2 separate regions of the Homo sapiens genome follow, and region 1 is linked to region 2. The links are chromatin loops, found by intact Hi-C in ENCODE. Cell type or tissue: heart left ventricle. All regions are shown on one strand. Each heading gives the region's core, and the rest is flanking DNA. Links, peaks and the distances in the headings are about the cores only. Region 1 holds the start of DGCR5 (DiGeorge syndrome critical region gene 5). Region 2 has its middle 8.2 kb from the start of RTN4R.

What was found. A loop is a pair of places that touch in the nucleus more often than their neighbours do. Peaks named below come from ENCODE experiments on the same cell type or tissue, not always from the same donor. Only the 100,000 strongest peaks of a DNase experiment are listed, where the experiment ranks them.
Region 1: it touches region 2 in a loop (26-fold over the local background); 4 of 110 quality-filtered maps call a loop at or near these places.

Annotation. Positions count from the first base shown.
Region 1 is chr22:18,960,706-18,975,298 of GRCh38, reverse strand. It overlaps DGCR5 (DiGeorge syndrome critical region gene 5), which reads right to left and starts at 4,831. Exons shown (of 6, transcript NR_110533.2): 1 at 4,641-4,831. RefSeq lists an enhancer at 4,919-5,750. In heart left ventricle, for the core only: no CTCF peak of the experiment used is centred there; DNase peaks (open chromatin) are centred at 6,948 and 7,368; H3K4me3 peaks cover 669 bases; H3K27me3 peaks cover 2,836 bases.
Region 2 is chr22:20,269,215-20,283,807 of GRCh38, reverse strand. No RefSeq gene overlaps it. Among named protein-coding and RNA genes, the nearest start is that of RTN4R, 8.2 kb to the right of the region's middle. RefSeq lists enhancers at 1-135, 136-876, 877-1,616, 8,644-9,144. In heart left ventricle, for the core only: no CTCF peak of the experiment used is centred there; no DNase peak of the experiment used is centred there.

The DNA.
Region 1 (14,593 bases), core at 2,114-10,113, 1.3 Mb after region 2:
CCCACATTTGACCACAAAGCCCTTATGTGATACCCCCAACATTCCAAAGAATTTCAACTCCATGGACCGTGACCCGTGACAGCCAGCTAAGAATGCCAGGGTGCCGACTGGAGAGCCAAGAGGCACCCGGGGGCCCAGGGCAGGCTGCTCTGAGTGAGGCTGGGTCAGCACCTGACACTTCACTCCCAGATCAGCCCGGCTCCATGTGCCAGGGCCCTGAATGGGGCTTACCGCCTGCCAGGCCTGTGTAGAACTACATGGGGACCCTGGCCTGTGCCCACTCAGCCTCTCCTAAGGCCACTCTCGAGGTGTGCCAACAGCCCTGCCTTTCTTCTCCACCTCCTGGTCTGGCTGCCGTGGGTTGCCTCCATTGGACAGGACACAGCTGCAGAACAGTGTCAGCATTACCCCATGCCCCGCTGCCCTGCTGCCCCGCAGAAGAGGCCCCGCAGGCCATAGCGGGCAAGACCAGAGGCTGTGTGAAAGAGGGAGAGGAGAGGCGGCCCCAAGGCACCCACTGCACAAATGGATGCCCAGACTCTACTCACTCACCATCACCCACCCGGCCAGCCCACGGTTGTCAAAGGCCTCAGCTGGCTAGGAGGGGCGGGATCTGGCCCTGCTGCCGAGTCCCCTGAAATCAGCTCAAGCATCAGGGGAGAGGCACGTGACCAGCCCCTAGACCTGGTGGGTGCCAGCTGAGGACATGGTGGGGTGGGTGTGCAGAGCTGCATCTCCCGGTGCCCAGCTCCACGGCTGCAGGCAGTGCAGGAGGCCGGTGCAGGTTTGGATAAATAAATGATGGTGCATTCTCAGGAAGGGATTCCACACACACCAGAAAACCCACGATGCACAAGAATAGTTCCCGATGTGCAAAGTGTTTAAAATACAGCGATAAAAGAAGAAACGGCAGCACAGAACAACTGGTGTGGGGAACCCAGCTGGGCCCCAGGGACAGTGCAGGGAGATTTGCAGGGTGGGGTAGCATGCCCGCCACTCCGATCGGGCTTCCCCGGGGCCACTCTGTTACCTCCTATCCTTTAAAGCATTTAATCCTAGAGATGCACGATGCCAAGGATTGCACCCCTTGATTTGCCTGGCTCAGAAGAGAATCTGACAGGCTAGGAACGAACAAGCAAATGAATGAACAAATGAGAAAGTGAACGGACAGTTGGGGCAAATGCAGCATCTGGGATCTGGCTTCGAGGAGGGTGCCTGTGACCTTGGCCTGGGTGCAGCCAGGCTGCAGAGCAGGGACACTGAGGGGTGCAGAGAGGGCCCCGAGAGGGCATCTGCACAGCTGCAGAGGCAGCAGGCAGCCAGGCCGGCTCCTGCAGACCCCAAAGCCCAGGCCCTGGGTGGCTGCAGAGGGTCAGGCAGGCCAGCCTGGGGATCAGAGGTCAGGCTTGCCAGAATGGGGGCGGGACGGCATGAACCTCATTGATCAGACAGTAGCCAAGCGTCGGGAGCCCTCACTAACCCTGTGCCAGGGCCGGGCAGGGCGCCTGGCTCACACATGCATTTGTTCATTTCCAGGTCATCCTGAAACTCCCCGTATGCTTCCTGTTCTTGACCCCTTTCCCAGGTGCACAGACCAAGGCTCCCGGTGAGAGGTTCCGGGCCACAGGCCCAGGACAGCAGGAGGGCTCCTCTGCCTCCCACCCGTCCTGTCCTCACCAGCTGGACCCTCCTGGTGTTGCACCGGCTGCACAGGGCCGTCCGTGCCACAAAGCATGAATTCAAGGCTGGGGCAGGGACGAGGAGAGGGCAGTGCTACAAGGCTGCACTGTCCTTGGGCAGAGGGAGGCGGAGGGCACGGTCCCACATGCCCTGGCCCTCACAGCCTGCCTGTCACTCACAGCAACAGCAAACAAACCCCAGCCCCTCCACAGGCTGTGGGCCAGTCCCCAGCCTCCCAGGACAACAGGACCTTCCCCCACCTTCCAGGGCCCCAGCCCCTGTGGGGGTGTCCTCCATAGACCCTCCACAAGCCCTCTGGCTTTCAGAGACCTGCTGGGCCAGGCCCTCCCTCAACCTCTCCCCTGCTTCTCACTCCATGCAAACCTACGTTTCTGCCAGTCCCAGTGGAAGGACCCTGGCACAGGGAAACTGAGGCTCAGGGGTTCCACAGACCCCCAGGTGAGGAACAGGGGGAGGGCAGGGAGGGAGTGAAGGTACTATGGGAGGGTCTCCCAAGCTGGGCAGCATCCCTGCCCTGTCCCCTCTCCACTCACCTGTGGCCTGAGTTGCCTGACTAGGGGCTTTTATTGTCCCTTCTGCAAATGGATGGGGTGAGGGGCCAGCTGGCCATGCAAAGGTCCCAGGAGGACTCTGCTGAGTTGGGGTGTGGGGAGGTGTTCTGGGCATTCTGAGGCAGAAGCACCAGAGTCGGAACTCCACAGGGAAAGCCGGGCCAATTCCGCCCAGCCTCAGCCTGGAAGTGCCCCGATAATCCCTGACCACTGGCCCATGGTGCAGGTGAGGAAGACTGAGGCAGAGAGGTGACCTGTCACACCCAAGGTCACACTGCCAGCAGGTGGCTGAGCCAGGACCCAAATCCAGGTCACGGTTCTGCCACGGCAGGCCCTGCACGTGCCCCTCTGCCAGGTGGGGTCTAGGTGCTGATGGCCACCCATTCCCACCCCCGGCATGGGAGCTCACTTCCTCCTCACCTCAGTAGAGAAGAACAGGGAACAGTACCCCCTTTATAGATGGGAAGACTGAGGCTTAGAAAAAGAGACTGGCCAGCCCCACTGCTTCAGCTGCCCCTCTGCTAGTATGTTTCACCCTCACACAACCTACAAGGATAACCTGCTGGTCCCCACTCTATAGATGAGCCTCTGGTGGTGGCCAGGGGAGCAGGAGGTGTGGCCTGCCAATTGAAGCCCCAGCCCAGGGCCCTTGCCACAGTGCTAGTGGGCCACCCTTGCCCATCATGCAGCATGGCATCCATCTGCTCAGCACCCTACACAACACCGGAGGTAGGGGAGCCCACCACGGAACCCCTCACCAAGAAGGTCCTCACCATGGAGAAACTGAGGTACTGGAGGCGGGGCCTCTGCAGTCACGCTGGGTCACGTGCTCCAGTCAGCCAAGCTGCAGCGGCCACCAAGGGTGCCCAGGGTCTGGCCTGTTGGTCACAGTGTTGACCTCATGGCCTGAAATGGGTCTTCCCTGACCAGACAGGTTCCAGCCCACCATCATCTATCACTGCCTCAGCCCTGGTGGGTGCGGAGTGGCTGGGAGACCCTGCCCCTCACACCCTGGGCTGGGGGCATTCAATGAGCCCCCAACACACATTCCAGGGCCTCTGCTCCAGATTAGGCCACAGCCTGTCTAGGCACACAAGGGGCACCCACACCCTGGAGGCAAAGAGACATATGCCTATGTGCTCGCAGGCACACATGATCACGCGCACAGACACACGTGCAGATGCATACCAAGTTACACACACGCACACACGCCCGAGGCGGGGACCCCCAGGACACGGAGGCAGGCAGGCAGAGGTGGGGCCCAGGATGTCTTGCCCCTGTCTGTGGGCCTGGCCTCCCCACTCAACAGACGAGCATGTGGGTGCGGGAGTGGGTATTGTGAAAGGGGCCCCAGCATGTGCCACCCGTGGAGACCACAGCAGGCATGTCGCGTACATGCATGTGTGGCCGTGGGCGTGCAAGCGGGGGCGAGGACACAGATATGCACCCTCAGAGTCCGTGTGTGCACCCAGTGTTCGTGCATGTGTACACTGGGGTGGCGCTGGCACGCATGTGCACCAGAGGTGTGCAAGTGTGCAGTCCGTGTAGACATGTGCACGTGCAAGGAAACGTGTGTGCAGCCTGCGACACCATGGACATCAGCAGGGCAGCCTGGGTGGGCACCTGGGGAGCACCCTCCAGGCAGGGCATGCCCAACTCACATGGAGCCCACCCTCCCTTGCCCCCCACTGCGGGACCTCACACCCAGTGGGGCGGGGGAGTCTCACGAAGGCTGCCAGGGAGGGGATGCTGATTGCCCCACCACCCCTGATTCCCCCAGCCAAGCCTCTCAATGTCCCTCGGGCTGCGGATGTCTGGGCATTGCTGCCTCCTCTCACCGCCCGCCCTGGAGGCAGCGTTGGGACAACCTTGTCCCCCACGCCCTCTACTGCCGCCAACGCCCCCATTGATCCCCCTGAGGCCTGACCTCAGAAAAACGGGAGGTTCTGAGCCCAGTCCGCGAGGCGGGGGCGGAGGCGGCCCGATACCTCCACCTACTCTCGGTACCCGCGTTTCTGCAAAAAAACCCGCTCATTAACCCCTTCGTGGCCGCGGCGCCGAGGCCGGACCCCGTCCTTCCAGCCCGCGGCCCCCACCCCGGACCTGGCCCAGCCTCGGGGACCCCCGGGCCGCCACCCCCGGCCCCGCCATCGCCGTCAACTTACCCGGGAAGCGGCAACTTTTCCTGCTGCCTCCGGCTCCGCCCTCCCGGGGCCGGGGCGCCCTTGGCCCCAGCCTGGCGCGGCACTGCGGTGGCCCTCCCGGCCGCCCGGCTACGCTTCCCCAGCCTTGGAAGCCCTGGACGGGCCCTGCGGCTCCGAGGAGGGGCGAACCACCCCGCTCTGCGCCCCGCCGCCTGCTGGGCTCTGGCGCCGCGTGGACACTCACCTCCAGTGGACGCCCTCTTCATCATAGGGGTCAGGCGGAGCGGGTCGGGGACCGAAAGTCGCTTCGGGGCGGGCGCCAGTCTCCGGCCCAGCCCCGGGCCGGCATCCAGGCGCCGCCGCTCCGGCCCAGCCCCGGCCCGGCAGCGGGTCTAGGCTCCGCGCGCTCCGCTCCGCCCGGCTCGGGCGGGGCTCGGGCCGCGGGCGCGCAGGGCGCGGGAGGCGGCGGCGGGCGGGGCCCTCACCTGGGCGCAGGCGCCTGCCTGGGCGGGGGCTGGGGGGCGCGGGCCTGGGCGGGGGCTGGGGGGCGCGGGCCCAAGTTGGGGCGTGAGCGGCGCGGCTGGCCGGGGAGCGTAGGCCGGGCAGCAGGAGGTGCTCAGCCCACCCGGCCCTAGACAAAGCCGCGCATTCCTGAAGAGGCGGCGGCCCTGCAGGCGGCGGAGGGGATGGCGGCTGGGGCCATTGAGGCCTGGGGATGGCCTCTGCGCGACCCACTCGCTTCCTGGCCTCACGAAACCCATGAACCCCCCGCCCCCCCCCGCCCCCTGCACAGAAGCCCCTTGCTGGAGCACGATCGCCCCCATTTTTCAGTAAGAAACAGGCTCAAGGCTTAAGAGCGTTCTGGGGGCCCTCTTGGGCCTTTGTGGCCCTCTCTGCACCACCCCAGGGAGGGGACCCAGGCCTGATGTTACCCATAACCCTGCAGGGGTCCCCCACCTCTTCCTTCCTGCGGAATGTGGCCTCCAAACCCAGAAGACGCTCTCCGAGGCCGCCTGCTTAGTATCATCCCCCACTCTACTAAGCCAGCCCCCAGCGGGGCCGGGGGGGCGTCATGGAGCCAGAGAACCCAGTGACACCCCTACACACACCACACAGGGTGGGGGTGTTCCTTCTCCGTCTTCTGCTCGGGGGGCATCCGATGATGATGAGCTCCTAAGCCCATCCCGGGGTCTTCAGACAACTGCCAGGCTGTCCCTGCACCTGGAGGAGTGCTGGGAGTCAGCTCAGCTGGGCTGGGTCCTCCCCAGGCCCACCCTGCATGACAGGACCAGGGTCTTGCAGGCCAACCTGGTGTCAGTCTGTAGGACCCTGACTCAAGGACGGAGTGGGCCAGCCTGAGGTCTTGATGGCTCCCCTCAGAGCCCAGGTCCACTGATATGAAGCAGAGAGACCTGGTGACTGGGCAGCCCTGTGCTCTCTGCCTGCCCCTGGCCATGGAGGTGGCCCTGAGGGAGATGAGCAGGGCACAGGGCTGGTGACCTGCCTGCCTTGTCCAGAGGAAGTGAGGACCTCCCAGAGCCCTGGTGCTCCCATCTGATCCCAGTGGCAGGCAGCTTCCCAGGGTGGAGCCATGCTGGCCGGGCCCTCTGCCTGGTGTGGAGGCTGCACTGCCCACATGCCTCTGGCTGCCGCTCTGTGGCCCTCATCACCTTGGCCTGCTTTATCCCTATCACCCTTGTCCCAGCCTAGGCTTATGAGGGCATTGTGGAGTGCATGCCATTCCCAGCCACACAGAAGGTGAGGTGGGGCCCAGACACCCCCAGCCACTCTGTCCCCTGGCCTCCTGAAGGGGTGGGCTGTGCACACACTGCCACCTCCCCAGAGGGTGCTGGCTGCCGAGTGCCACCAGCTCAGCCCCTGAGGTGGCTCAACAGGTCCTCCCAGAGCCACACCAAGATGTCATCACCCATTGCACAGATGGGGAACCTCAGGCGAAGCTGACAGAGCCAGTGGGAGGCTGAGGCCTGACCCCTAAACAAGCATTCTTCCTCCAGGGTCCCTGCACGCAGCAGCCCCTAGACTAGGAACTGAGCTCTCACCACAGGGATGTATCAGACCCTAGATGAGTCATGAGGCACTGACCATCAGTCTGAGGACAGCGCTGGGGTGGACCAGGCTCCAGTCTCGGGCTGCTCTGTGCTTGCAGAGAGGGCTTGAGAGGACACTTGCGTGCTTACTATGCAGGCGTCTCTTCAATTACCAGTGACCCAGAGCGGCCCACTACAATTGAAGATTGTGACCCCACACCCTATCTCATAGGTTTAAAGCCCCTCCCACCCCTCCTGCAGCAGCCAAAGTGACCATTCTGGGGCATGGGATGGGCATGGGGGGAAATGGGGAGCCAGGGCTAACCTGGAGGCTTCTGGCACCACAGCCCTCTCCAGCCATCAAGTCCGGCTGTTCCCAGCTGCTCTGGGCTGGGACCTGGGCCTCCACCTCCCCACCTGTCTGTGCAGTGGGAGCAGGCCCAAGGCCCACAGAGGGAGCGCTGGGGGACCGGCTGGTTTCCTGTGTCCGCCACCTCGGTCAGCACCTTGGCCAGCGCCCTCCCCACTGGAAGCTGAGCCCACTCCTGGGTGCTAGCTGGAACGATTAGGTGTGGGCCAGCGCTGATAGGGAGTTATGGGGGTGCAGAGGCAGAGTTGAGCAGGGCTAGGCAGCCGGTCGGTCTGCTACCAGCAAGGCACAGCCCGCTTCTCAGGCTGTGCATGTGGGAGGGTTTGGTAAGCCACATTTTTCAGGGTGTAGCCAGGTCGGGGGGCAGCATGGGGAGTGGTGTACTCTCTGGGCAGGCGACCGCGGAGCCATCACCCCCCCAGGGCCCAACGGGCAAGGGAGGGAGGGCAGCTGACGGCTGGTGAGGGGCTAGCAGGGAGGGCTTGACAAGGGCTGGAGCCCCTGGTCAAGGGGCACAGCCAGTTCTATCGGGTCACCTCATGGGAGGAGCCAGGGACCCTGTGGGCAGAGCCTGGCCGTCTGCTGCCCGGAGTCTACACCAGTCAGTTCCTAGGAAGCCCCAGCAGGGGTGCTGGGAGGACAGGCCATCTGTGCCCAGCTGATGCAAGCTCCCAGGCTTTCTGGACACGTGGCCCTGGGGATCAGGAGTGAGCTGGAGACTGCAGACAGCTGTGACCTCAGGGCTGGGCAGACCTGTCACACCCTGCCTGGACTGGGTCAGCAGGGCCACACGGGCATCTGCCCGAATCGTTCCCCACCTCACACCCACCATGTAGGGCACATCCTTTGCCAGCTTCCCCAGCCCACCACCCCCCTCCAGTGAGGCCAGGGGCTGCCTCACCTCCCACCCCCACCCCCAACCTGGGGCTCGGCCTCCACGACCAGCATGCCGGTCATGAGGGCCCTGCCCAGCTGTGTGACCTCGGCCCAGCCCCTTGGCCTCGCTGAGCTTGCACAGCATGTGGACGAGGCAGACGCTAATGCCTCAGGGCCTGGTCAGCTGGTCACTGTCCCTCCTTTGTTCACCCCTCCTGTCCCCTGAGAGGATCATGCAGGGTTTTCACTCAAAACTCCATGCCTGCCCATAGAAGCCAGCTTGAGATGAGGGGACCTTTCGCAGTGGCCCGTCTTGGGCTGACAGGGACACGGTTCAGCCTCCTTGGAAGGTCCCTTCTTCCCAGGGCTTCGGGAGGCTCATCTCCCGCCTGGAGAGATAGGCGTGCCATGGCTTTCCTTGGCATGCCTGTGCGGTTCTCACGGACATCCAGGCCCTCGGTGTCTCCTGGGGAGGGATGGGCAGCAAGGAAATTGGGTCTTTGCTCCACACATTCTGGGCCACTCCAGGCCAATGCAAGGAGAGACCAGGAAGGAAGCTAGAAGGTCATGCGGCAAGCACATGCCTGCTGCCCAAGCGTGTCAATGTGACCAACCCTTCCCTGCACTCTGAGTGGGCGGCTAGGGATGTGGTCCCGGTGCCAGGGAGCTGGGGGGCGTCAGCCTGCCATCTGCTCTCACCACAGAGGGTGGCTGCATGCCCAAGGCCCGAGAGGACTCTGTGCCAGGCCTGCTGAGTGAGTCATCCCATTCAGTCCTGCAGTGTAGACACTACTACCACCACCCATTTTCCAGACCAGAGAAGGAGGTCTGGGGAGCTTAGGTGGACCCACGTCTTGGCAGCCTCTCTCAGCCCTCTCTTTGCCCACAGCCTCTGCCTCCTCCAGAAGCCTCTCACCATCCCCCATCCCCAGGGCTGCAGAGGGTGTCCTGGTCTTCCCCCATCAGTTCTGCACCCCTGAGGACTCCCATCCCTAGGAGTCCCTCTGCCCAACTTTGGTGCATGTTAAGCCATAATTAATATGCTTCCTCATCTCTTATTCATCAAAGCCACACGCAGCAGCAAAGGGGGCTGGCACAAGGAAGGGACCGACAACCAAATCCTGGCAGTGGCCCCAAGAATCCCACTGGGCCTGCCCATCTCCAAATGCCTCTGACCCTTCACTAGCAAGGGCCTCCTCCCACAGGGCTGCCTCCCCCAGCCCTGGACTGGATCCCTTGTGGCCCATCTCCAGGATGGGAACCTGAACAGAGATGAAAGGACACTCGACCAAGTGGGACATGCCAGGCTGGCACCTGGACCCCTGGTCCACCACTCTTCCTGGTGCCCAGAGGAAGGGGTGAGTCCCCAGGGTTCCTGGACCTTGAGATGAGCTCGGGCCACTTGTGTTCGCCAGCAGATGGGCTCAGGGTCTTCTCTCAGTGGGCACAACCAACTTGGTGGCCTCTCTCTGGGGAGGCCGGCTGGGTGGGGCTGGGGAGTAGGAGGCTTCTGGTCCCTGTAGGCACAAATCTGGTGCAGGGGCAGAGCTCCGGAAGGTGGGGGTCCCTGGGCTGTGCCCAAGGCATCCGCTGTGGCTTCACGCCCCTCCCCCACCCCTGCAGGGAGTACGGATCCTTCTAGAGCCACCCACCTGGCAGTGACAGCTAAATTGGGAGCTGCTGTTAACACCAGGAGCCCAGCAGGCAGTCAAACCTGGGTTGGGGGGGAGGGGCACCTGTTGAAAGCACCCACGAGCTCCCAGTGGAGCAGGGAAGGCAGGGAAGGCATGGCGATAGCTGTCAGCAGGAGTGGGTGGGGAGTGGAAGGCAGGGTGGACCGCCAAACCCACCTTGGGGCCACAGTGAGATGGTCCCTAGGATGCCTTGGCTGGCTAGTGCCCAGCCTTGCTCTTGTAGGAGCTCCCTGGGTCCCTGGGCACCCCACTCTGGGCCACCATGATCCATGCGGCATGCAGGTTTGTTCCGTTTCCCAGATGGAGAGGCTGAGGGCTTGCTCTGAGCGCAGTGGTCCCACCCTTCACAGCCTCCCTCACTGCCTTCATCTGCTCACTTCCTCATTCATTTAGTCACTCAACAAACACTCTGAGAGGCAAGCTGTAACACCCCGTATACCTTTACTGGACCCCTATTCCACATATCCCCACTGGGTACAGGTGGGGAAACTGAGCCCCGGGGAGGTGGGCCTTGGCCTGAGTTCCCCAGCCAGTGATTCCAGGATAAAGGGCATAGCCATGCCGTGTGGTCACTTGAAGCCCACAGGGGTGACTGGGAAGAGCCCACCTAGCACCCCACATTCTGCCATGGTGACTCAGACCAAGTCCTTGGGGCTCTGCCCCCCAGCCAGTGGCTCTGCCTCTGAGAGCCATGGGACAGGGAGCTGTGCAGGGTGGGGCCAGCAGAGCCTGCGCCCCTGCCCGAGCTGGTCCTGATGGGGCCTGCCCTGACCCCTGCCCAGGCTCACGGGTGCAGAGCAGGGCGGGGCCAGCCCTGGCCTTGCAGTAAGATGGGGGCCTCTGTGGGCAGTCCTGGAGGCCAGGCCCTGGGGCTAGGACTTGCTGGCACAGGGCCTGAGTTTCCTCCTGTGTCCGCAGGCCTTATTGCCTGCAAGGGAGGTGGAGGGGCACATGGGCAGTGCCCAGCGTGAGGAGGGGGTTCTGAGACTGCAGCAGCTGGTGGGCCTCTGAGACTGGGGTATTTTTAGCCAGGATTCCTGCTGACTATATAGGCTGGCTGGGGTTTGCTGCCAGCCTTGGAGGCGCTTCTCCTAGCCTGTGTCAGGACATCTGGGGTCTGCCGGCCCCACCACCCTCTGCTCAATGCCACCGCCTCACTGGCCCATCCAGCCAGGCGAGGGGCTCCCAGGAGGCCGGCCATGGTGGGAGCAGAGCCCGGGGCCCTCGGGGTGTGGCTGAGAAGAGGCCACATGGGCTGCTGGGGGCTGCCTGTGTCCTGGGTCTCCAGCTCCCAGCTGCCACTCTTAGCCGGCCCGCTTAAGGGGCAGGTTTCTGGAGGCTCCGGTTCATGCCCAGGCTCGAGTTCTGAACTGAGCATTCTCAGTCCGCTGCCTGCTGCCTGCTGGAACGGATGGCTCAGCAGAGCGGCCACAGCTTGGCTCCCTCCTGGGCACTCCTGCCTGCCCTTGCCGCTTGGGTGCTCTGGTCATCAGGCCTCTCTGGCTGGCTCTGCCAAGGTGCATGTGTGCAGGGCCTGGGCCTGCAGGGCCTTGTGGCTCAGCCAGGACCACCTCCCTTCCCATGGGCAAGTGAGGACATCCAGAAAGAGGGTCCTCTGCCTTGGCCACTCCCTTGAGACACCCCTCCACCCCAAGGCCTCGCGTGGAAACAGAGTCCAGCACTCAGCGTCACGCCTGCGCACTCCACCGGCAGGACTGGCTGAGTCCCGAGGAGCCAGGCCCTGGGGCACAGGCCAATGGGATGGAACCCAGATGAAAGCCCAGTGCTGGGACCCACGGCCCATTCTCTGGCCTGGCTGAAGCCTGACGGCTTGTTCCTTGAATGAATCAGGAGGCCCATCCAGAGCAATTGTGAAGTTCACATGAAAGAAGGAGCATACGGAGAGAGATGGGCCATGTCACATCCTGAAACGCCTTATATTCTAAGACCATGATAATTAACACAGACCCTGGACAGTCACACGATGGGAAAGAGTCCAGAAAGAGGCTCAAATGCAAATATGAGAAGAGGCAGGTCAAATCCAAGAGGAGAGATGGAATATTCAACAAATAATCCCACATATACAATCAACACTTGGCCTTAAGACAACGGAATTGACATATGGAGGAAACATTTGGATTCCTACCTCACTCCTTGACGCTAAAACAAGTTCCAAGTGGAACTAAGATTTAAAAAGTAAAAATGAAACCATAAAACTCCTAGAAGAAAGCATGGATGGCAAAAAACCAATCTTTAGTCACTCTAAGAATTATACAAAACCCAGAAGCCATAAAGTAAAAGATGGGTATATTCAACCTCGTGAAAATAAAAGGCAGATGCATGGAGAGAAAAAAACCACCATAAAATGATAACCAACAAAGGGTAAAAACATCGGCAACTCAGTTCACAAAGGGCCGTTTTTGGTTCTCAATACAAATCAGTAAGAAAAAGAGCAACAGCCCAAGAGAAAAATGGGCAAAGGCATGAAAGGAACCTCCCATCACCCGCTGCTGACCTTCACTCAGAGTGAGAAACACGCAGATCTAAGCTGCAGTGAGATGCTGCCCCTCACCCACAGGGATGGCAGCCGCATCAGGCTGGGGGTTCCCTAGGGGGGCTGCTTAGGGGCTCCCACAGGTCTGGCTGTTGGAGGGCAGGGAGAGGCCTGCAGGTCTGGTGGGGCCGGGGTGAGGCACTCACAGATACGTCTAGTGGGGGTGAGGAGGGGGACCGCCTGCAGGTACAGCTGGGGGTGTCAGGTCGCTGGGGATGGGGTGGAAGGAGAGGATACCCATTCAAAACAGGAAATATATATATTTTAAAATAAAACAGGCTAACTGTAGTGACTCACACCTGTGATCCCAGCATTTTGGAAGGCAGAGCAGGGAGAATCCCTTGAGGCTAGAAGTTCGGGACTAGCCTGGGGAACATAGTGAGTCCCAGTCTCTACAAAAATTAAAAAAATAAAATTATCTGGCTGTTATGGTGCACGCCTGTAGTCTCCGCTACTTGGGAGCTGAGGCAGGAGGATCATGTTAGCCAGGAGTTCGAGTGAGCCCTGATCATGCCACTGTACTTCAGCCTGGGCAACAGAGCAAGACCCTCTAGAAAAATAATAAAACAAAATAAAATAAAATAATAAAAAATAAAATAAAATAAAATAAAAAACAGCTGACATCCGTCCTCTCCTTGCCACCACTGACATGGCTGTGGGCTGAGTTCTCATGGCTGTCCCACCGCGAGTCCCCAAGCGCTCCTGATGCCTGCTCACCCTTCTTGTCTTTGTTAGCGCCCCATTAGCAGAGGCCTGCTTAACTTGTCTCTGGTCTTGCTTCTCAGGAGCTGTGTCACATTCAACAGTGGCAGCACAGAGGCCCTGCTCAGCCCCAGTCCCTCACCCTAGGCCTCCACTGCCAGGTGTGGTCCTGGTGGTCCTGGGGACTCCAGCCATCCACCCCTGCCCAACCTTCACAGGCCACCAGCAAGTCCCAGCCCTCCCACAGGCATGGCTCTGGGCAGTACCTTTACCTTCCCAGCCTCAGTTTCCCTGATGGTGAAACGGGATGAGATCTACTTCCTAGCAGGGAGAATCCACGGGAATGGAGGCCGTGGGAGGAAGAAGACTCGAGGAAAGGAGCATTCCTGAGGGGTCCCAGAGCGGGCTGGGGGCTGACAGGACTGAGTTTGCAGGGCCTGGGGACATTCCCTGGGGAGGTGCTGAGATGCCAGTCAGCTAAAGCAGCGAGGAGTGATCCAGGATGGCTGCCTGGAGGAGGGGCTGGATTGCTGGGCCCTGAGTGCCAAGGTGGGCTGTCCATGTCTGCAGGAACACACCCACCCTGCTGCCTCCAGGAGGGGCGCTGGACAGGCCTGAGCTCCAGGATCATAGGAGGCAAGAGCCACTCTCACCAAAGAAGAGCAAGTGTGCCTCCCCTGCCAGCAATCTGTCCGGTCCAGCCCCTGCCCAGCTATCTGGGGAAAAGGCCACCTTTTCAGTGGAGGCTGAGCTCAGAGAAGGAAGAGGTTGAGAGGGGAGAAATAGAGGGAGTGAGCTGGAAGGTGAGAGGTGTGGGTGAGAGGTGTGAGTGAGAGGTAGGGGTGTGAATTGGGGGTGAGATGTGGTAGGTGAGAGCGGCAGGTGAGAGGTAGGGGTGTGAATTGGGGGTGAGAAGTGGTAGGTGAGAGCGGCAGGTGAGAGGTAGGGGTGAGAGGTGGGGGTGAGAAGTGGAGGTGGGCAGTCATGGTGATAGCTTGTGGGGTGAGAAGTGGAGGGTGAGAATTGGGGTGGGAGTTGGGGTGTCACCTCCCAAACCCTCTCACCCTCAGATTAAGAAGCCCCTGCTATGGGCCCTGGAGGAACAGGCCTTTGACCCACCCCAACCCCACTGGTGTCTTGGGCAGGGAGATCTCGAGGTGGGGGCCTCAGCTCCCCATAGGACCGTCTAGCCCTGGACCACCTGACCACAGCTACAGTGGGACAAGGCCCCTGTTGCCTGTCTGCTGGGGGCCGAGTGTGGTGTGGAGGAGCCAGCAGCCCCGGCCTTCATCACAGAGGAGGAATCCAAGGCCCAGGAGGGTGTCTCTGGCACCCAACACGTGAGACCCTTTGAAAATCCCCCGAGTGCGTGGGGGGCTGGGATGAACATTTGGAGGCAGCAGCAGCAGGTGGCCCACCTGGCCAAACACACTCCTGTGTCCCCTTGTTTTTGGCAATTTCAATGACCAAAGTCAGATCCTGGTATGGAGAAAAGGACATCGGTAAGGACGAAGGAAATGTGAACACTGCATGGACGATGGCTGATAATAGTGTGCCGCTATTGGCTCAGCAACTCTAACCTACCAATGCCAGATGCTCACAACGGTGAAACTGGTGTGTGGTAGATGCGATCTCTCTGTACTGTCTTCTCAATTTTTCAGCAAAGATAAAACTGTTCTAAAGTTGAAAAGTTTATTAAAAAAAAAAAAGAAAAAAGACGGGCTTATTAGCAAAAATCTGAGATAGAACCAAGCAGTAGGGCCCAGCCCACCCCCTGCTCAGGGCGCGCCAGCAGCACCCCTCTCTCAGGGACATGGCCAGGCCTGGGCCACTCTGAAGAGCTCTTACTGGTGCTGAGGGGCCTGGTGGGTTTATTCCACCTGTCAGTCTCACTGCAAAGTGTGGCAGTGGAGTTTGAGTTAGGCTGACTCTTACCCTGCCAAGGACACCCCT
Region 2 (14,593 bases), core at 6,415-14,414:
TGGGGAAGAGGCTGGGCAGCACAGGCCCCGGAACAATCTCACTCATGTCAGAGCCCCAGATACACCAAGCAGCCTCTGCAGTCCCAGAGACAGCCCCCCAGGGAGGCCCCTCCTGAAAGGCGGATGGTGGAAGGAGGAGGTGCTTCCTGGAGGCTATGGTGCCCTGGGAGAATGGTTTATTCTCAACCTGGATATTCAGGTCTATAAGCTGGGAAGATGGGAGCTGCAGACCCTGCTGACGCCCAGCCCCGCCCCCAGCCCCAGCCCCGATCTCCCCCAGCCTGGCAGCTCCTCCAGGCTCACACACAAGAGCTCCAGCAGGTCCCAGCCTGGCCATGGCCCCACCTGGCTGCACACCTCTGTCCTCGGGGCCCGTCGCCCTTTGGTGCCCTCTGTCCAGCCTCCAGGAGCCTGCACCGAATGTCTGGAGGTCCCTTGGCAGGGTCTCAGGTGACTTTTGAGAAGCTGGCGAAACCACACGCTCCCTCCTAGGACCCAGCATCAACTCCAAAGCTTGCCTTCCTCTCCAGGACTCAGGACTGACACCTGCCCAGGGCATCCATGCACAAAAGGGCCCCTTCGCCAAGCGCCTGTCTAGCAAATGACAGCCCAACTCAGCAAATGCCCACACCTCCCCAAGGGTCCCCAGGACATGGGCTGCCTGGTCCTGCTGACTGAAGGCCCCAGCACCTGCATGACGGTGGGACTGTCTGATTCTGGCACGTGCCCCAGGAGCAGCCCCTGCGGATGAGGGCTGCTGGCCAGGTAGGCACCCCACTGAACTGGCTTTGTCTCACGCTTCCCTGAAGCAGTGTTTTCAAGGACAGGGGCAATTTGAAACAAAGAGTTGGCTGATTAAAGGAGCACCCTCCTACCACTAACAAAAGATGGGCCAGGGCCAGAGCCAACACCGTATGCCACAGCACGCAGAACAAAGGCCTCATGCCCTGTCCCAGGCTGGCCGTGTGTCCCCTCCAGTCCTGTCCCTGGGCTTCCTGACTGCCTCATCTCCACTGTCTCTGGTAGCCACCCTCATTGCACCTTCCTCCATGCTGCCCTCTGAATGAGGCCACCATGTCCAAGGGGACATGGATGACTCCAGCTGGCATGGCCTTGCCCATCCCTTGGGGCTGCAGCACAGTGGCCACCCTCTTCTCACTGCTGGGAATGTTCTGGAGCTGAGTTGGTGCAGGGAGGGTGAAGAGGCCCCGAGCCCTCCACACTCCCACCTCTGGCAGCAGTTAGCAGCAGCTGGGGAGAGAAGGGTGTGAGCTCTTGCAGACATGGCACCCCAGGGTATCCTGTGCCAGGGAACACTTTGGCCATGAAGGGACTGTCGGGGCATGGCAAGCTCTGGGGGGCATCGAGGGTGCACTGACAGCACTTGTAGGGGAGCATGGTCCCAGTCTCTGCACTGTCCAGTCAGACAGGCCTGGCCTGAGTTCCAACTGCCTCTCCCAGCTGTTTGACCCCAAACATCATGGTTTTCTGGCCTCTGGAATGGTGCTGGAGAGGGATGAAAGCATCACCGGGGGTGCAGGAGGAACCACAAAGTCCTGTGGAAGTGCATGGCAGCCGTGAGCCTTTCTTTCTGACTATCTGAGACCCCAGGAGGGGCTGGGCGCTCGTCTGGGCTGAAGTCTCACAGTGAGGGGCGGCGGCCCCAGCCAGGATGCACCATTCATTGCCATTGATGAAGTCTGGGAAGAGAGGTGGTTTGGGGGACATCATCCCGGGTCCCCGGGGACCGGAGGGTCCCATCTTTGGAACGGAGGGGCCAGGGGCCATTCCAGAACAGTGTCCAGGAGAGAATGGGCTCTAAGCCGGCCATCCAGCCCCCTGCTGCCATGTGGGGCTCTATGCTGAGTGCATGGCCTCCCAGCCCCCGGCCTGTTTGATGGCTTCTCTCCTCCCCTCTCTGCTGCCTGGTCCCCTGGAGCTCTCCCTTCCCCAGCATGGGGCTCAGTTAAAGAAAAAACTGATGCCAGCAGATGAGGGGAGGAACAGCCCTGCTGGAGGCAAGGTGGGCGTGGGGGGAGCTTGTCTCCCCCGATGCGCAGGCAGTGGCTGGGGGAGCGTCTTCGGGGGTGGGGGATGAAAGCTCAGACTCTGGCCTGTGGGTTCCAGCTCTAGGCTTCCCAACCCCCAGGATCCCCAAAAGGTCTGTAGTGTCCTGGGCACCCAGGCCCTGATCTCGGGGGCAGGGGGCACAGTGCCTCCCACAAGCGGCTCTCGGCCCAGCCTCAGGGCTCCTCATGCACACCCAGGGCCTCTGGAGTGGGCAACTCCTGCACCCTCCGCTTCCCTCAGCTCAAAACCAGGGCAGGTTCAAAACGCGCGTGCAGCTCATCGTACACACGGGTTTGGAATTTCCAACGTGGTGCCTCCAATTTCACAAAATATTGCCCCACTTTAGACTTTCTCAAGGAAAGGAAATGGGGGCTGGGAGGGCCCAGGGCCTGTGGAGGGTGGGGCTGGGGGAAGCAGCCATGGGACCCTTTCCCCGCTGCTTTCAATCTGGCTCAGATATTTTTTAGATGAAATAAAATCTGATACAGTGGTGGTTTCTGCACTGGCCCCAGGGTCTGGGGTCAGAATTCCCCCGCTGGGGCACAACAGGTGCCATTTCCCATGTTTGGGGGCTCAGGGAACAGGGTGTGAGCCATGAGGGGAGGGGCTTGGGAAGGTGGGGACGGGCCGCTGGAGGCCGTGGGCCGGCGTCCTGGTATGGCAGCCTCCACCGCGGCAAGCAGGTCATTTGATGCCCAAGGCCCAGGGCCCCCTGTCCAAGGTGAGGAGCCGTGGCTGGGTCTCTGGGGAGGCCAGGCTGCCTGCAGTGGACCGGCTGTACCCTGGAGCCCCACGCTAATGCCCATCCTCAGATGCTCCCAGCTCTGGCTTGCCTCAGGGCCTTGGCACTGGTGACCCCTCCCGGTCTCCTGCGCTGTCTTCAGAGCCTATGGCAGCAGCCCCACCTGAGTTCCAGCTCTGCAGTCTGCTTTGGGCTACGTTTCCTCACTGCAGGCCCAGCTGGCTCTCAGCATGGTATCTGCCCGGGTGCCCGCATCACAGAGACTGGGGTATGGAGGATGGCAGGCTCCCAGGGACCCTCTGGGCCGATCTCCAGGTTGGGTGCATGCTGGACACTCACTCCATTCTGCCCTCCATTTGCCCATGCTCCGTCCACCCAGCCAGGCACGGAGGGTCAGGGGTGTGTGGGCAGGTGCTGCTCAGAGGCCCTGGCTATGGGGCAGGGGGCCCAGCCTCAAGACTGCGGCCTGGCCCTGAGCGTGGGCGCAGCCTGGCTCCCCGACTCTCCCTCCCCATAAATAAAAGATTCCCTTCCTCCTTCCAGCTTGCGCAGCCGCCGCCTGCTCGCCGGCCCGGCCCTTTGTGCCCACGCGTTGCCATGGAGATGGGCGATTCAAAGGCCTGGCACTTCAAGGCTTCCCTCCTCTCCTGGCGGGCCGGGGCGGGGGTAGCCGGGATGGTTGCCCGAGCCCCAGTGGGTGCTGCCTCCTCTCTCCGTCCAGCAAAATGCCAGATCCTGCCAGGGCTAGGGCACCCACCAATTCTCACTCTGGTGTGGGTGGCTGACTCTGGCCCCTACCCTGGAAACAGATGCGCTTTTACGGGACCTTCTTCAAAGTTTGATAGAATAAGGGAAACTGAGGCACAGCTGGTCCCTTGGCCACCGTGGGGAACACAGAGCCAACTCCCTGTCTCATGCACCATTTGCACAGTGTGCTGGCCAGGTTATCAGGCTCCAGGACGTGGCCCTGCGGAGAGGCTGCCCTTCCTCCATCCCAGCATGGACGGCCCAGGGCTGGAAGCCGGGATTTGGGGTGAGCTGCACCGGGATGACTAATCCAGCCACAAAGCCGTCCCCTCCGCACTCTGCCCGCCATGCGGGTTGGAGCTATCTCTGAGTCACCATCGAGACGTTGAGAATGTCGCAGGGTCTTTGAGGCTCTTCTGCTCCCCCCAATCCTGTTCCCCACTCATACTTTTTATCTCCCCACAATCTGCCCTTTGATGATCTCCTAAGACTCATGCAACCAGCAGAATCGACAGCAGCACTTTCTGGTTCAGCCACTGCCTCCCACCTACCCCATTGCGGCAGCCACTTGGTATTTGTTGCCTGCTCACTGTGGCAGCCAGGCAAGTCTGGGACCCCTTAGAGCCTCGGTTTCCTCTCCTGTGTAATGGAAGCAGTTGTCCACTCTTAACAAATGTCCAGAGATGTCTGGGGGCCAGGTCTCTGTGCTGGGCCTGGGAACAAGACACCTGATTTTGGGGGAGATTCTTCCCCCTTGCTCCACCCCATGAACTCTGGTGAGGGTGACCACCACACACCACAGTTACTTCCCGGCCCCAAGTGGCTGGCCCATCAGGGACTTCCCAGGAGTCACAGGTTGGAGGGAAGGAAGCCAGGGAGAGGTGGCAGAGCCGGCTGCACCCCAAGGCTGTCTCCAAGGGGCCCATCCTTGGCCTCCATCCACCCCTCCCTGGCCCGGACCCCTGTCCTGCCTCAGCAGCCCAGCCCACGGCAGCTGTCCCTTCACCGGCTGCAAAGATGGTGGCCCTGGTCCTGGCCGTGGAGCAGGCAAGGCGCGTGGAACATAAAGAAATATGGTTGTGAAGTGGCCAGGCCATGGAGGAAGCTCGGGGGACCTCGATGTCTACATTAAGACCTCCCAGGAGTGGGTTGTCCCTTCTGGAAGGGTGCTGGGGACAGCCGTGTGGCCCTTTTCAGTGGAAGGATCCCACATCCTCAGGCAGTGCCATCACATCCCCCGAGAAGCCCTGAAACCCAGGCATGAGGATGCAGCTGGCCCGGTCCTGGCAGGGAAGGGAGCGCAGCAGCTGGGCTCCGGCTCGCCTACCCACTGATCGCCAGTGTCCTGGGTGAGAAAGCAGGGGGCTTTTGTGCACACATGGGCCTCGGGACTGGGTCAGGGCTCAGGCTCCCCAGACGGGAGAAAGTGCATGCAGGGCCACTGGCTCCCCAGCTGAGGCTGAGGGAGGCGTCCTTGCCTTCCGTGCTCAGAGCCCTGTCTCAGGTGCTTGGCGCTCTTCTCTGCATCTTGGGTTTCCAGCAGGCCTGCCCCGCCCCAGGACTTGTGGGGAGGCTGGGACTGACCGCGATCCCCCAGGAACAAGGCAGATGATTGATAGAACTGGGCCCCGCCTGCTCTCTCAGCCCCCAGAGCCCCCAGAGGTGAGCTCCAGATGTCACCAGGGCTAATTTGGGAGCCCCTGCCCCATAGAGGAAACCCCCTGCACCAGGCAGAGCCCCGCTTGGCCCCCGCTTCAGCCGAGGGCTGCGGCCCACACTGCCACCTCCCCTACCCTGCGGCGGAGCTAGATGATGGCTGTTCTGTCAAGGGGGCCCTCGGCCTAGAGCATCAGCGCCACTCGGCCAGGACTAGTTCAGGTGGTAGTTCGGGGCTTTGACCCCGGCCTGTCTGATCTGCAGGCCGAGCATCCCCCACCACACTGTTTTCTACAGGTTGGAATGGAAAGGAGGCCAGAGACCAGGAGACCCAACCACAACCACGCAGGAGAGGGCTGGTCAGGGCTGAGGCTGCTGCCCCTGACCTGAGAGCAACAGCACCATGCCCCTCCATCTGCCATCTGCACACAGGGTCGCCTCCAGCCCACAGGGCAAGGGGGCCGGGGCTGGGTCCTGAGTGCAGGGGTGTCCTTGGCAGGGTAAGAGTCAGCCTAACTCAGACTCCACTGCCACACTTTGCAGTGAGACTGACAGGTGGAATAAACCCACCAGGCCCCCCAGCACCAGGAAGAGCTCTTCGGAGTGGCCCAGGCCTGGCCATGTCCCTGAGAGAGGGGTACTGCTGGTGCGCCCTGAGCGGGGGGTGGGCTGGGCCCTACTGCTTGGTTCTATCTCAGATTTTTGCTAATAAGCCCGTCTTTTTTCTTTTTTTTTTTTTAATAAACTTTTCAACTTTAGAACAGTTTTATCTTTGCTGAAAAATTGAGAAGACAGTACAGAGAGATCGCATCTACCACACACCAGTTTCACCGTTGTGAGCATCTGGCATTGGTAGGTTAGAGTTGCTGAGCCAATAGCGGCACACTATTATCAGCCATCGTCCATGCAGTGTTCACATTTCCTTCGTCCTTACCGATGTCTTTTTCTCCATACCAGGATCTGATTTTGGTCATTGAAATTGCCAAAAACAAGGGGACACAGGAGTGTGTTTGGCCAGGTGGGCCACCTGCTGCTGCCGCCCCCAGATGTTCATCCCAGCCCCCCACACACTCGGGGGATTTTCAAAGGGTCTCACGTGTTGGGTGCCAGAGACACCCTCCTGGGCCTCGGATTCCTCCTCTGTGATGAAGGCGGGGGCTGCTGGCTCCTCCATACCACGCTCGGCCCCCAGCAGACAGGCAACAGGGGCCTTGTCCCACTGTAGCTGTGGTCAGGTGGTCCAGGGCTAGACGGTCCTACGGGGAGCTGAGGCCCCCACCTCGAGATCTCCCTGCCCAAGACACCAGTGGGGTTGGGGTGGGTCAAAGGCCTGTTCCTCCAGGGCCCATAGGAGGGGCTTCTTAATCTGAGGGTGAGAGGGTTTGGGAGGTGACACCCCAACTCCCACCCCAATTCTCACCCTCCACTTCTCACCCCACAAGCTATCACCATGACTGCCCACCTCCACTTCTCACCCCCACCTCTCATCCCTACCTCTCACCTGCCGCTCTCACCTACCACATCTCACCCCCAATTCACACCCCTACCTCTCACTCACACCTCTCACCTTCCAGTTCTCACTCCATTTCTCCCCTCTCAACCTCTTCCTGCCCTGAGCTCAGCCTCCACTGAAAAGGTGGCCTTTTCCCCAGATAGCTGGGCAGGGGCTGGACCGGACAGATTGCTGGCAGGGGAGGCACACTTGCTGTTCTTTGGTGAGAGTGGCTCTTGCCTCCTATGATCCTGGAGCTCAGGCCTGTCCAGCACCCCTCCTGGAGGCAGCAGGGTGGGTGTGTTCCTGCAGACATGGACAGACCACCTTGGCACTCAGGGACCAGCGACCCAGCCCCTCATCCGGGCAGCCATCCTGGATCACTCCCCGCTGCTCTAGCTGACCGGCATCTTAGCACCTCCCCAGGGAATGTCCCCAGGCCCTGCAAACTCAGTCCTGTCAGCCCCAGCCCGCTCTGGGACCCCTCAGGAATGCTCCTTTCCTCAAGTCCTCTTCCTCCCACGGCCTCCATTCCCCCGGATTCTCTGCTAGGAAGTAGATCTCACCCTGTTTCACCATCAGGGAAACTGAGGCTGGGAAGGTAAAGATACTGCCCAGAGCCATGCCTGTGGGAGGCCTGGGACTTGCTGGTGGCCTGTGAAGGTTGGGCAGGGGGGGACAGCTTGAGTCCGCAGGACCACCAGGACCACATCTGGCAGTGGAGGCCTAGGGTGAGGGACTGGGGCTGAGCAGGGCCTCTGTGCTGCCACTGTTGAATGTGACACGGCTCCTGAGAAGCAAGACCAGAGACAAGTTAAGCAGGCCTCTGCTAACGGGGCGCTAACAAAGACAAGAAGGGTGAGCAGGCATCAGGAGCGCTTGGGGACTCGCGGTGGGATGGCCATGAGAACTCGGCCCACGGCCATGTCAGTGGTGGCAAGGAGAGGATGGATGTCAGCTGGTTTTTATTTTATTTTATATTTATTTTTATTTTTTTTTAATTATTTTTCTAGAGGGTCTTGCTCTGTTGCCCAGGCTGAAGTGCAGTGGCACAATCATGGCTCACTGCAGCCTCGAACTCCTGGGCTAACGTGATCCTCCCGCCTCAGCTCCCAAGTAGCGGAGACTACAGGCGTGCATCGTAACAGCCAGATAATTTTATTTTTTAATTTTTATAGAGACTGGGACTCACTATGTTCCCCAGGCTAGTCCCGAACTTCTAGCCTCAAGGGATTCTCCCCGCTCTGCTGGGATCACAGGTGTGAGTCACTGCACTTAGCCTGTTTTACTTTAAAATATATATATTTCCTGTTTTGAATGGGTATCCTCTCCTTCCACCCCATCCCCAGCGACCTGACACCCCCAGCTGTACCTGCAGGCGGTCCCCCTCCTCACCCCCACTAGACATATCTGTGAGTGCCTCACCCCGGCCCCACCAGACCCGCAGGCCTCTCCCTGCCCTCCAACAGCCAGACCTGTGGGAGCCCCTAAGCAGCCCCCCTAGGGAACCCCCAGCCTGATGCGGCTGCCATCCCTGTGGGTGAGGGGCAGCATCTCACTGCAGCTTAGATCCGCATGTTTCTCACTCTGAGTGAAGGTCAGCAGGGGGTGATGGGAGGTTCCTTTCATGCCTTTGCCCATTTTTCTCTTGGGCTGTTGCTCTTTTTCTTACTGATTTGTATTGAGAACCAAAAACGGCCCTTTGTGAACTGAGTTGCCGATGTTTTTACCCTTTGTTGGTTATCATTTTATGGTGGTTTTTTTCTCTCCATGCATCTGCCTTTTATTTTCACGAGGTTGAATATACCCATCTTTTACTTCATGGCTTCTGGGTTTTGTATAATTCTTAGAGTGACTCAAGATTGGTTTTTTGCCATCCATGCTTTCTTCTAGGAGTTTTATGGTTTCATTTTTACTTTTTAAATCTTAGTTCCACTTGGAACTTGTTTTAGCGTCAAGGAGTGAGGTAGGAATCCAAATGTTTCCTCCATATGTCAATTCCGTTGTCTTAAGGCCAAGTGTTGATTGTATATGTGGGATTATTTGTTGAATATTCCATCTCTCCTCTTGGATTTGACCTGCCTCTTCTCATATTTGCATTTGAGCCTCTTTCTGGACTCTTTCCCATCGTGTGACTGTCCAGGGTCTGTGTTAATTATCATGGTCTTAGAATATAAGGCGTTTCAGGATGCGACATGGCCCATCTCTCTCCGTACGTTCATTCTTTCATGTGAACTTCACAATTGCTCTGGATGGGCCTCCTGATTCATTCAAGGAACAAGCCATCAGGCTTCAGCCAGGCCAGAGAATGGGCCGTGGGTCCCAGCACTGGGCTTTCATCTGGGTTCCATCCGATTGGCCTGTGCCCCAGGGCCTGGCTCCTCGGGACTCAGCCAGTCCTGCCGGTGGAGTGCATAGGCATGACGCTGAGTGCTGGACTCTGTTTCCACGAGAGGCCTTGGGGTGGAGGGGTGTCCCAAGGGAGTGGCCGAGGCAGAGGACCCTCTTTCTGGATGTCCTCACTTGCCCATGGGAAGGGAGGTGGTCCTGGCTGAGCCACAAGGCCCTGCAAGCCCAGGCCCTGCACACATGCACCTTGGTAGAGCCAGCCAGAGAGGCCTGATGACCAGAGCACCTAAGCGGCAAGGGCAGGCAGGAGTGCCCAGGAGGGAGCCAAGCTGTGGCCGCTCTGCTGAGCCATCCGTTCCAGCAGGCAGCAGGCAGCGGACTGAGAATGCTCAGTTCAGAACTCGAGCCTGGGCATGAACCGGAGCCTCCAGAAACCTGCCCCTTAAGCGGGTCGGCTAAGAGTGGCAGCTGGGAGCTGGAGACCCAGGACACAGGCAGCCCCCAGCAGCCCATGTGGCCTCTTCTCAGCCACACCCCGAGGGCCCCAGGCTCTGCTCCCACCATGGCCGGCCTCCTGGGAGCCCCTCGCCTGGCTGGATGGGCCAGTGGGGCGGGGGCATTGAGCAGAGGGTGGGTGGGGCCAGCAGACCCCAGATGTCCGGACACAGACTAGGAGAAGCGCCTCTAAGGCTGGCAGCAAACCCCGGCCAGCCTGGACCGTCAGCAGGAATCCTGGCTAAAAATATCCCAGTCTCAGAGGCCTGCCGGCTGCTGCAGCCTCCTCAGAGCCCCCTCCTCACGCTGGGCACCGCCCCTGTGCCCCTCCACCTCCCTTGCAGGCAATAAGGCCTGCGGACACAGGAGGAAACTTAGGCCCTGTGCCAGTGAGTCCCAGCCCCAGGGCCTGGCCTCCAGGACTGCCCACAGAGGCCCCCATCTCACTGTAAGGCCCCGCCCTGCTCCGCACCCATGAGCCTGGGAAGGGGTCAGGGCAGGCCCCATCACGACTAGCTCAGGCAGGGGCACAGGCTCTGCTGGCCCCACCCTGCACAGCTCCCTGTCCCATGGCTCTCAGAGGCAGAGCCACTGGCTGGGGGGCAGAGCCCCAAGGACTTGGTCTGAGTCACCCTAGCAGAATGTGGGGTGCTAGGTGGGCTCTTCCCAGTCACCCCTGTGGGCTTCAAGTGACCAAATGGCATGGCTATGCCCTTTATCCTGGAATCACTGACTGGGGGACTCAGGCCAAGGCCCGCCTCCCAGGCACTCAGTTTCCCCACCTGTAACCAGTGGGGATATGTGGAATGGGGGTCCAGCAGAGGTATGCAGGGTGTTACAGTCTGCCTCCCAGAGTGTTTGTTGAGTGACTGAGGAAGTGAGCAGATGAAGGCGGCAAGGGAGGCTGTGGAGGGTGGGGCTACTGAGCTCAGAGTCAGGCTGGCCCTTTTGCGTCCTTGACGGAACCCTGTGGTAAGCCCTCAGCCTCTCCATCTGGGAAACGGAACAAACCTGCATGCTGCATGGATTGTGGTGGCCCAGAGTGGGGAACCCAGGGGCCCAGGGAGCTCCTACAAGAGCAAGGCTGGGCACTGGCCAGCCGAAGCATCCCAGGGGCCATCTCACTATGGCCCCAAGATGGGTTTGGCGGTCTACCCTGCCTTCCACTCCCCACCCACTCCTGCTGACAGCTATCACCATGCCTTCCCTGCCTTCCCTGCCCCACTGGGAGCTTGTGGGTGTTTTCAGCGGGTGCCCCTCCCCCCCGACCCGGTTTTGACTGCCCGCTGGGCTCCTGGTGTGAACAGCGGCTCCCAATTTAGCTGTCACTGCCAGGTGGGTGGCTCTAGAAGGATCCACACTCCCTGCAGGGGCGGGGGAGGGGCGTGAAGCCACAGCGGATGCCTTGGGCACAGCCCAGGGACCCCCGCCTTCCGGAGCTCTGCCCCTGCACCAGATTTGGGCCTTCAGGGACCAGAAGCCGCCTACTCCCCAGCCCCCACCAGCCGGCCTCCCCAGAGAGAGGCCACCAACTCGGTTGTGCCCACTGAGAGAAGACCCTGAGCCCATCTGCTGGCAAACACAAGTGGCCCGAGGCTCATCTCAAGGTCCAGGAGCCCTGGGGACTCACCCCTTCCTCTAGGCACCAGGAAGAGTGGCGGACCAGGGTCCAGGTGCCAGCCTGGCATGTCCCACTTGGCCGAGTGTCCTTTCATCTCCGTTCAGGCTCCCATCCTGGAGATGGGCCACAAGGGATCCAGTCCAGGGCTGGGGGACGCAGAGGTAAGGGCCATCACTGTGCAATGCATACGTCCCATTGACGGTCCCCAGCAGCCTCCAGGTGGTGGGAGGTGCGCATGGTCCGTCAGGGGGCCTGCCTAGTGTGGCACAATCCAGGATGCCATTCTGTGGGAGGAGGCCCTCGCTAGTGAAGGGTCAGAGGCATTTGGAGATGGGCAGGCCCAGTGGGATTCTTGGGGCCACTGCCAGGGTTTGGTTGTCGGTCCCTTCCTTGTGCCAGCCCCCTTTGCTGCTGCTGTGGCTTTGATGAATAAGAGATGAGGAAGCAGATTAATTATGGCTTAACATGCACCAAAGTTGGGCAGAGGGACTCCTAGGGATGGGAGTCCTCAGGGGTGCAGAGCTGATAGGGGAAGGCCAGGACACCCTCTGCAGCCCCGGGGATGGGGGATGGTGAGAGGCTTCTGGAGGAGGCGGAGGCTGTGGACAAAGAGAGGGCAGAAAGGGGCTGCCAAGATGTGGGTCCACCTAAGCTCCCCAGACCTCCTTCTCTGGTCTGGAAAATGGGTAGTGGTAGTAGTGTCTACACTGTAGGATTGAATGGGATGACTCACTCAGCAGGCCTGGCACAGAGTCCTCTTAGGCCTTGGGCATGCAGCCGCCCTCCATGGTGAGAGCAGATGGCAGGCCAACACCCCCCAGCTCCCTGGCACTGGGACCACATCCCCAGCCGCCCACTCAGAGTGCAGGGAAGGTCAGTCACATTGACACACTTGGGCAGCAGGCATGTGCTTGCCACATGACCTTCTAGCTTCCTTCTTGGTCTCTCCTTGCATTGGCCTGGAGTGGCCCAGAATGTGTGGAGCAAAGACCCAGTTTCCTTGCTGCCCCATCCCTCCCCAGGAGACACTGAGGGCCTGGATGTCCGTGAGTACCGCACAGGCATGCCAAGGAAAGCCATGGCACGCCTATCTCTCCAGGCAGGAGATGAGTCTTCCCAAGCCCTGGGAAGCAGTGACCTTCCAAGGAGGCTGAACCGTGTCCCTGTCAGCCCAAGACAGGCCACCGCGAAAGTTCCCCTCATCTCAAGCTGGCTTCTATGGGCAGTCCTGGAGTTTTGAGTGAAAACCCTGCATGATCCTCTCAGGGGACAGGCGAGGTGAACAAAGGAGGGATGGTGACCAGCTGACCAGGACCTGAGGCATTAGCGTCTGCCTCGTCCACATGCTGTGCAAGCTCAGCGAGGCCAAGGGACTGGGCTGAGGTCACACAGCTGGGCAGGGCCCTCATGACCGGCATGCTGGTCGTGGAGGCTGAGCCCCACATTTTGGGTGTGGGTGTGGGTGGGAGGTGAGACAGCCCCTGGCCTCACTGTAGAGGGGTGGTGGGCTGGGGAAGCTGGCAAAGAATGTGCCCCACATGGTGGGTGTGAGGTGGGGAACGATTCGGGCAGATGCCCGTGTGGCCCTGCTGACCCAGTCCAGGCAGGGTGTGACAGGTCTGTGTGGCCCTGAGGGCACAGCTGTCTGCAGTCTCCAGCTCACTCCTGATCCCCAGGGCCACGTGTCCAGAAAGCCTGGGAGCTTGCATCAGCTGGGCACAGATGGCCTGTCCTCCCAGCACCCCTGATGGGGCTTCCTAGGAACTGACTGGTGTAGACTCCGGGCAGCAGACGGCCAGGCTCTGCCCACAGGGTCCCTGGCTCCTCCCACAAGGTGACCCGATAGAACTGGTTGTGCCCCTTGACCAGGGGCTCCAGCCCTTGTCAAGCCCTCCCTGCTAGCCCCTCACCAGCCGTCAGCTGCTCCCCTTCTTGCCCGTTGGGCCCTGGGGGGTGATGGCTCCGTGGTCGCCTGCCCAAAGAGTACACCACTCCCCATGCTACCCCTCACCCGGCTACACCCTGAAAAATGTGGCTTACCAAACCCTCCCACATGCGCAGCCTGAGAAGTGGGCTGTGCCTTGCTGGTAGCAGACCCACCGGCTGCCTAGCCCTGCTCAACTCTGCCTCTGCACCCCCATAACTCCCTATCAGCGCTGGCCGACGCCTAACCATCCCAGCTAGCACCCAGGAGTGGGCCCAGCTTCCAGTGGGGAGGGTGCTGGCCAACGTGCTGACCGAGGTGGCGGACACAGGAAACCAGCCCATCCCCCAGCGCTCCCTCTGCAGGCCTCAGCCCTGCTCCCATGCAGAGACCTGTGGGGAGGTGGAGGCCCAGGTCCCAGCGCAGAGCAACCGGGAACAGCCAGGTTGGTGGCTGGAGAGGGTGCTGGTGCCAGAAGCCTCCAGGGCCACCCCTGCTCCCCATTTCACCCCATGCCCATCCCATGCCCCAGAATGGTCACTTCGGCTGCGGCAGGAGGGGTGGGAGGGGCTTTAAACCTATGAGATAGGGTGTGGGGTCACAATCTTCAGCTATAGTGGGCTGCTCTGGGTCACTGGTAATTGAAGAGACGCCTGCGGAGTAAGCAAGCAAGTGTCCTCTCAAGGCCTTTCTGCAAGCACAGAGCAGCCCGAGACTGGAGCCTGGTCCACCCCAGCGCTGTCCTCAGACTGATGGTCAGTGCCACGTGACTCATCTAGGGTCTGATACATCCCTGTGGAGAGAGCTCAGTTCCTAGCCTGGGGGCTGCTGTGTGCAGGGACCCTGGAGAAGAATGCTTGTCTGGGGGTCAGGCCTCAGCCTCCCACTGGCTCTGTGAGCTTCGCCTGAGGTTCCCTATCTGTGCAATGGGTGATGACGTCTTGGTGTGGCTCTGGGAGGACCTGTTGAGCCACCTCAGGGGCTGAGCTGGTGGCACTCGGCAGCCAGCACCCTCTGGGGAGGTGGCAGTGTGTGCACAGCCCACCCCTTCAGGAGGCCAGGGGACAGAGTGGCTGGGGGTGTCTGGGCCCCACCTCACCTTCTGTGTGGCTGGGAATGGCATGCACTCCACAATGCCCTCATAAGCCTAGGCTGGGACAAGGGTGATAGGGATAAAGCAGGCCAAAGTGATGAGGGCCACAGAGCGGCAGCCAGAGGCATGTGGGCAGTGCAGCCTCCACACCAGGCAGAGGGCCCACCCAGCATGGCTCCACCCTGCGAAGCTGCCTGCCACTGGGATCAGATGGGAGCACCAGGGCTCTGGGAGGTCCTCACTTCCTCTGCACAAGGCAGGCAGGTCACCGGCCCTGCGCCCTGCTCATCTCCCTCAGGGCCACCTCCATGGCCAGGGGCAGGCAGAGGGCACAGGGGTGCCCAGTCACCAGGTCTCTCTGCTTCATATCAGTGGACCTGGGCTCTGAGGGGGGCCATCAAGGC